2 separate regions of the Homo sapiens genome follow, and region 1 is linked to region 2. Evidence: chromatin loops called from intact Hi-C (ENCODE). Cell type or tissue: PC-3. All regions are shown on one strand. Links, peaks and the distances in the headings refer to the core of each region. The heading gives the core; the rest is flanking DNA. Region 1 has its middle 90 kb from the start of RAB27B. Region 2 has its middle 89 kb from the start of DYNAP.

Region 1 (2,930 bases), core at 227-2,726, 58 kb before region 2:
AAAGCTAAATGTACACTTAGCATGTGGCTCAGCCATTCCACTCTTAGGTATTCACCAAGAGAAATAAAAATGTGCCACACAAAGATTTGAAGATCAAAGGTCATAGCAACTTTATTCATAGCAGCAAAAAAAAAAAAGAAAGAAAAAAAGAAAGAAAGAATTTAAGGGTACATCAACAGGAGAATGGATTTTAAAAAGGTAGTATTTCTTTCTTTCTTTTTTTTTTTTTTTTTGAGATGGAGTTTCGCTCTTGTTGCCCAGGCTGGAGTGCAATGGCAGGATCTCAGCTCACTGTAACCTCCGCCTACCAGGTTCAAGCAATTCTTATGCCTCAGCATCCCAAGTAGATGGGATTACAGGCACCCACCACCACGCCTGGCTAACTTTTTGTATTTTTAGTAGGGATGGGGTTTCACCATGTTGGCCAGGCTGGTCTGAAACTCCTGACCTCAGGTGATCCACCCGCTTCAGCCTCCCAAAGTGCTGGGATTACAGGCATGAGCCACCACACCTGGCCAAAAGGTAGTATTTCTATATGGTGGAATACTATTGAGTACTAATAAATTAAAATGAAACAACACACAGCAAAACTCAAAAACATGACATGGAGTGAAAGCAGACATACACAAAAGCATACATATTGTATGATGCATTTATATGTAATTCCACAGAAGGCAAATCAACTTGCAGTGACAAATAGCATATTAAAGGCAGCCCAAGGCTAGGGTTGACTGCAAAGAAGCATCAGGGAAATTTGGGGGGTGATAATATTCTCTATCTTGAAGACACCCATAGTTACACAGAGATATACATTTCTCAAGACTCATTGAGTTGTACAATTAAAATAAATGAGGCTTATTTTAGGTAAAGTATATTATAACAAAATTGTTTCATGAAAAACATTCAAGTAAGTTTTGTTCCACAACTAGCAAAAGGTGCAGATCAAATTAAAAAACAGATGAATGTGGTTATGTTCTAAAAAGGGATTTAAGGTAGAGGTACGTTATGGAAAAATCTGATTGCAATGTCTGGGATATGATAGGTGTATTAGTCCATTTTCACACTGCTGTAAAGAACTTCCCTGGGACTGGGTAATTTATAAAGAAAGGGGTTTAATTGACTCACAGTTCTGCATGGGTGGGGAAGCATCAGGAAACTTACAATCATGGTGGAAGGGGAATCAGGCATGTTTTACATGGCAGCAAGTGAGAGAGACAGCAAGAGAGGAAACCGCCACTTAAAAAACCATCAGATCTCACGAGAACTGATTCACTATCACGAGAACAGCATGGGAGAAACCACCCCCATGATCCAGTCACCTCCCACCAGATCCCTCCCTCAATACATGGGGATTATGGGGATTATAATTTGAGATGAGATTTGGGTGGGGACACGGAGCCCAACCATATCAATGGGTGATCAACAAATATTCATTTCCTCCTCTTTTCCAGTTATTCTTATGTGGAAAATGTAAGCAATGTATTCAAAGGCAGTCAGCTATAAAATAAATAATGAGAAATATATGCAGAAAGACAAGATTATGACTCAGTGGTTAGTCATCTAAGAACAATCAGAGGAGTCTAGTATAATACGTAGGCTCTTCTCTCTTACAAACCTGTGATTTCTCTTTACCTTCCGAAGTCTGGCATCTCTCTTTTTTTATTGTACCCATTCAGCAGGTAGCATATATTTTCTACATTGACCATTACATTTTTAAGCACACATTTTTCTTGTTCAACTTTGTCACAAGTTTCTAGAAGGCAAGAAGTATGTCTGACACCTCTTTTTATGGCTGATTTGAACCTAGTTGGTGTTCGATAAAAGTTGAACATATTATAAATGATTATATTGATATTCTTATGTTTGAAAAATCTTGCCTCTTCAATATTATTTAGTCAAATAATTTAGATATGGTCACATCCATTTGAAGTGAAAAATTCATTTATTTAAGAGAAAAAGTCATTTAAAGATTTCTCCTTTCTCCTATGTTCACATTCATTTTTTTCACTTGTTTATTCTTTCAATAAACATGTATTGAGCATCTCTCTTTGCCAGGCACTGCAGTAAGTGCTGGAAATACAAAGATTATTTTGTGCTCACATTCGAGAAAGATGCCAAACCCAGCAACACGTATTTCTAACAGAGTTGGATAAATATATCCTAAGAGATATGTGGAAAGGAAGAGAGATGATGCCAAGATGTACCAGATAAACTTCAAAATTAAATTTTGATCAATCTACTCATTAGCTAATATAAAACTCTGCAATCAAATTTAATGTTATTTAGGTATCTTAATGTAGATGGCCTATAACTGAAACTATAAATAAAGGTTGAGTTACTTTTGGCAATAAAATTGTGGTTGTTATTCTAGACAAAGGGAGTAGCCTCTTTCTCTTCTTGATGCCTAAAGTCAATAAGCCCATCCAAGATTTAACTCTTAACCCATCCAGGGAAGAAGCCTTGTGTGCATAAGACAACCCAGAGAGTCAACAGTGAATGAGTAAACTATGATATGGTTCGAAACTGACCTTTGTGGAAAGTCCATGACTATGTAAGTAGTTTTTTTTTCCACAGAGAGAATCATTTTGAGCAATTGTGAATGAGAAGCATGTCATTTGGAGGTGGTTTACTTATGCAGTCTTCTGTTGCAATTTGATGTATGAAGATAATCTGCACCAATTTGTTCTCTTTCTTTTTGCCACAAAAGGAAATAACATTTAAAAACTGTTCTTTCGAGTCCCTAAGACTTCCCATTCCTCATTATTACATCCCATGGGTGAGTGTACATTTCTCTTTGGCAAAACATAGCTTATTTGTTCAAACTTTGCCATTACATACGACACTCCAGCAGTGTCCTATCCAATGAAAAACTCAAACGCTTATGCTATCTCTTTTGTCAGGGCTTTTCTACATGATATCTCCTTCCTGAA
Region 2 (2,930 bases), core at 314-2,813:
CAATCCTGAGCATTAACCCCAAAGTAACGAAAACTTGAGTTTATACATAAACTTGTCTATGAATCTTTGTAGCAACTTTCTTTGTGAAAGCAAAACCTGTCCACATGTCCTTCTAAAGGTAAGTTGTTAAACATGCTGTGGTATATACATATGCCAGAATGCTACTTAGCAATGAAAAGAACAAACCACGGATATACATAACAACTTGAGTGAATCTCCAGGGAATTATGTTGACCCAAAAATGCCAATCTCCAAAGATTACATGCTGTATAATTCCATTCATATAACATCTGAGAAATGAAGACATTGTAGAAATGGAGGATCAATGAATGATTGCCAAGGTTTGATGGGAGTGAGGTGAGCTATGAGGCAGGTGGAGGGAGGTGGATGTGATTAAAACTGAACAGTTACAAAAGCACAGGAGGGTCCTGTTTAGTATCTCTCCTGTACGTGATGGATACACAAAACTGCACATTTGATAAATTTACATGGAACTAAACACATACACATGTGCATACATACTAAGTATACACAGATGAGTACAAGTAAGATTGGAAAAATCTGAAAAAATTGGGGGGTTGTATTAGTATCGCTATTTTGCTTATGTTGGTATAGTTTTGCAAAATTATAGTATTGGGAGAAACTGGGTAAAGTGTGCAAGGAATCTTTCTTTATTATTTCTTACAACTGCATGTGAATCTATAATCATCTCAATAAAAATATCAATTTAAAATTGATTTAAAAATTTACACCTATAGAATAGACATATTAGGGGTTTATTATTCCCTTGACTAAATGAAGAAAAAGATTTTAACCACACAAGATAATTGTCACAGATATTTTTAACTAAATTTACATATGTATTGTTTCTATGATAAATTCACAAGGAGGAAAAAGTCTATATTACGCAGAAATATACCCGTTGTTTAAAGTGAGTCATGTATTTCTAAAATTTTCTTATATTATTAGAGAGCAGGCAAGCTCTGACAGAAAGGGATGACGGCTTCGGTCATCCCTGCCTTGTGATAGGCAAATCCTTCTCTCTAATGATTTTGCTTCAAATATATTCTTTACAAAATGAATTCAGGGTGATTGCTTTAGTGTTAGCAAAATCCGGAAAATCTTAATCCTGACATGCTAAAGAGGGTTGGGGAGAGTCTTTAGTAGCATGTGATTTTCCCAAGGACAGTTACCCAGCATCTCAATGCTCCAAGCTCCATCTCAGGGGCCCACCACTGGGGTGAGCAGGAAAATGTTTAAAAGGTAAAACAGGTAGAAGCATGAGTTCTCAGTGGTCCCCAGAATTCCGAGTCGTCTGTACTGTTGGACATTCTTTACTGCTGTCCTGTTCCCTTCCATAGAACCACTTCCTCTGCTATTCAGGGGTTGGAACTGTTTCATAGGAAATGAAGTATTTTTTCTTAGCATAAACTTCTTTCACCTGGATACACACTTCTGAATTTACTAATGTGAACATTTTACAAATTTTTTTGAAAGTTTCATATTTGCTTATCTTTGTAAGTAAAACACACTTTTTAAAAAGATAGACGTGCAGATGTTAGGTTTATTTTCAGAAAGTATAAAAAACTTATTGTTGAAGAGTTTTGATATATTTCTAGGGCACTTGGTCTCTCCCCCTACTTGCCCCAAATAAAAGGTACAAATGTTCATATCATTGCATTTCCAAACCCACAGACATCTGTGGCTAATCGTGCAAGAACATGATCAACTGAAGCACCACAGAGACATCTACTGGTTGGTTTCTTTTCTTGTGGTCTGGATTTTTAGAGATTATTTTCTGTGTCATAAGGAATCCTAGCTCAACAGCACTATTCAGCATTGCATATAAGTGCTATGTAATTCAATGCTGCAGACAACTATATTGTCCAAAACCTGGGACGATTAATTGGAAGTCTGGAGGGACTGATGTACTCACAGTCCAATCTTCCCATCACAGGCATTCTACTGTTTTTTATAGCATTTCTGACAGTCAATGGCAAAGAGCCAACTCTGTTAAATCCAGCAAGTGAGGCGGAGGGTAGGCACCAACAGGGAGATTCACAAATACAGCCCACTTAGAAAAATATGTAGATGCCATTCCAATCTTTTCATGGATTATTTTCTATCACTTGGGAAGCAGGCAATAATTATGAAAAGGGTTAGAAATACTTGTTTGAGACATTTTCTTAGAATCACATCTGAAGCTGAGAACTTAAGGCTTACTTTTCAGAGGAAAGATCAGGTAGTAAGTCTCCAAGGCTATTGGGCTCTGCTCTAGAAGAAGCTGACCCCTTGGACAGAAAGGGATGGTGGCTTTGGTCATCCCTGCCTTGTGATAGGTTAATATTTTGCAAGCCTATTTTTACTTTTCTAGAACTGTGCATCTGTTGTTCTGTATTTTTATATTTCATGGACATCTTTGGAGGCCTAGTGGTTTTAGGTTTCACTCCATAAAATACTTTAACCCCAAATACAATTGTGGAGAACAATAGCCCTAGCTGAGCTGTGCAATACTTGAATTTTGAATCAATTATAGAATGAATTTGGAACATATGAGGTGATTCATGGATTTGCTTGTCTGTTTTTTTGAGACAGTCTCGCTCTGTTGTCCAGGCTGGAGTGCAGTGGCACTATCTCGGCTTACTGCAAGCTCCACCTCCCGGGTTCACGCCATTCTCCTGCCTCAGCCTCCTGAGTAGCTGGGACTACAGGCGCCCGTCACCACGCCTGGCTAATTTTTTTGTATTTTTAGTAGAGACGGGGTTTCACCATGTTAGCCAGGATGGTCTTGATCTCCTGACCTCGTGATCCGCCCGCCTCGGCCTCGCAAACTGCTGGGGTTACAGGCATGAGCCACCACACCTGGCCAATTCCTGGATCTTAAGTCATCACAGGCCTAGCTATTTGACGCAAGAGTCATGATTTATTCC

The links. A loop is a pair of places that touch in the nucleus more often than their neighbours do. Peaks named below come from ENCODE experiments on the same cell type or tissue, not always from the same donor. Only the 100,000 strongest peaks of a DNase experiment are listed, where the experiment ranks them.
Region 1: it touches region 2 in a loop (3-fold over the local background); 2 of 110 quality-filtered maps call a loop at or near these places.

The regions. Positions count from the first base shown.
Region 1 is chr18:54,736,760-54,739,689 of GRCh38, reverse strand. It overlaps a transcript of RAB27B not described here. Among named protein-coding and RNA genes, the nearest start is that of RAB27B, 90 kb to the left of the region's middle. In PC-3, for the core only: no CTCF peak of the experiment used is centred there; DNase peaks (open chromatin) are centred at 1,539 and 2,489; H3K4me3 peaks cover 289 bases; H3K27ac peaks cover 2,228 bases.
Region 2 is chr18:54,678,578-54,681,507 of GRCh38, reverse strand. No RefSeq gene overlaps it. Among named protein-coding and RNA genes, the nearest start is that of DYNAP, 89 kb to the right of the region's middle. In PC-3, for the core only: a CTCF peak has its summit at 1,747 (motif pointing left); a DNase peak (open chromatin) is centred at 1,747.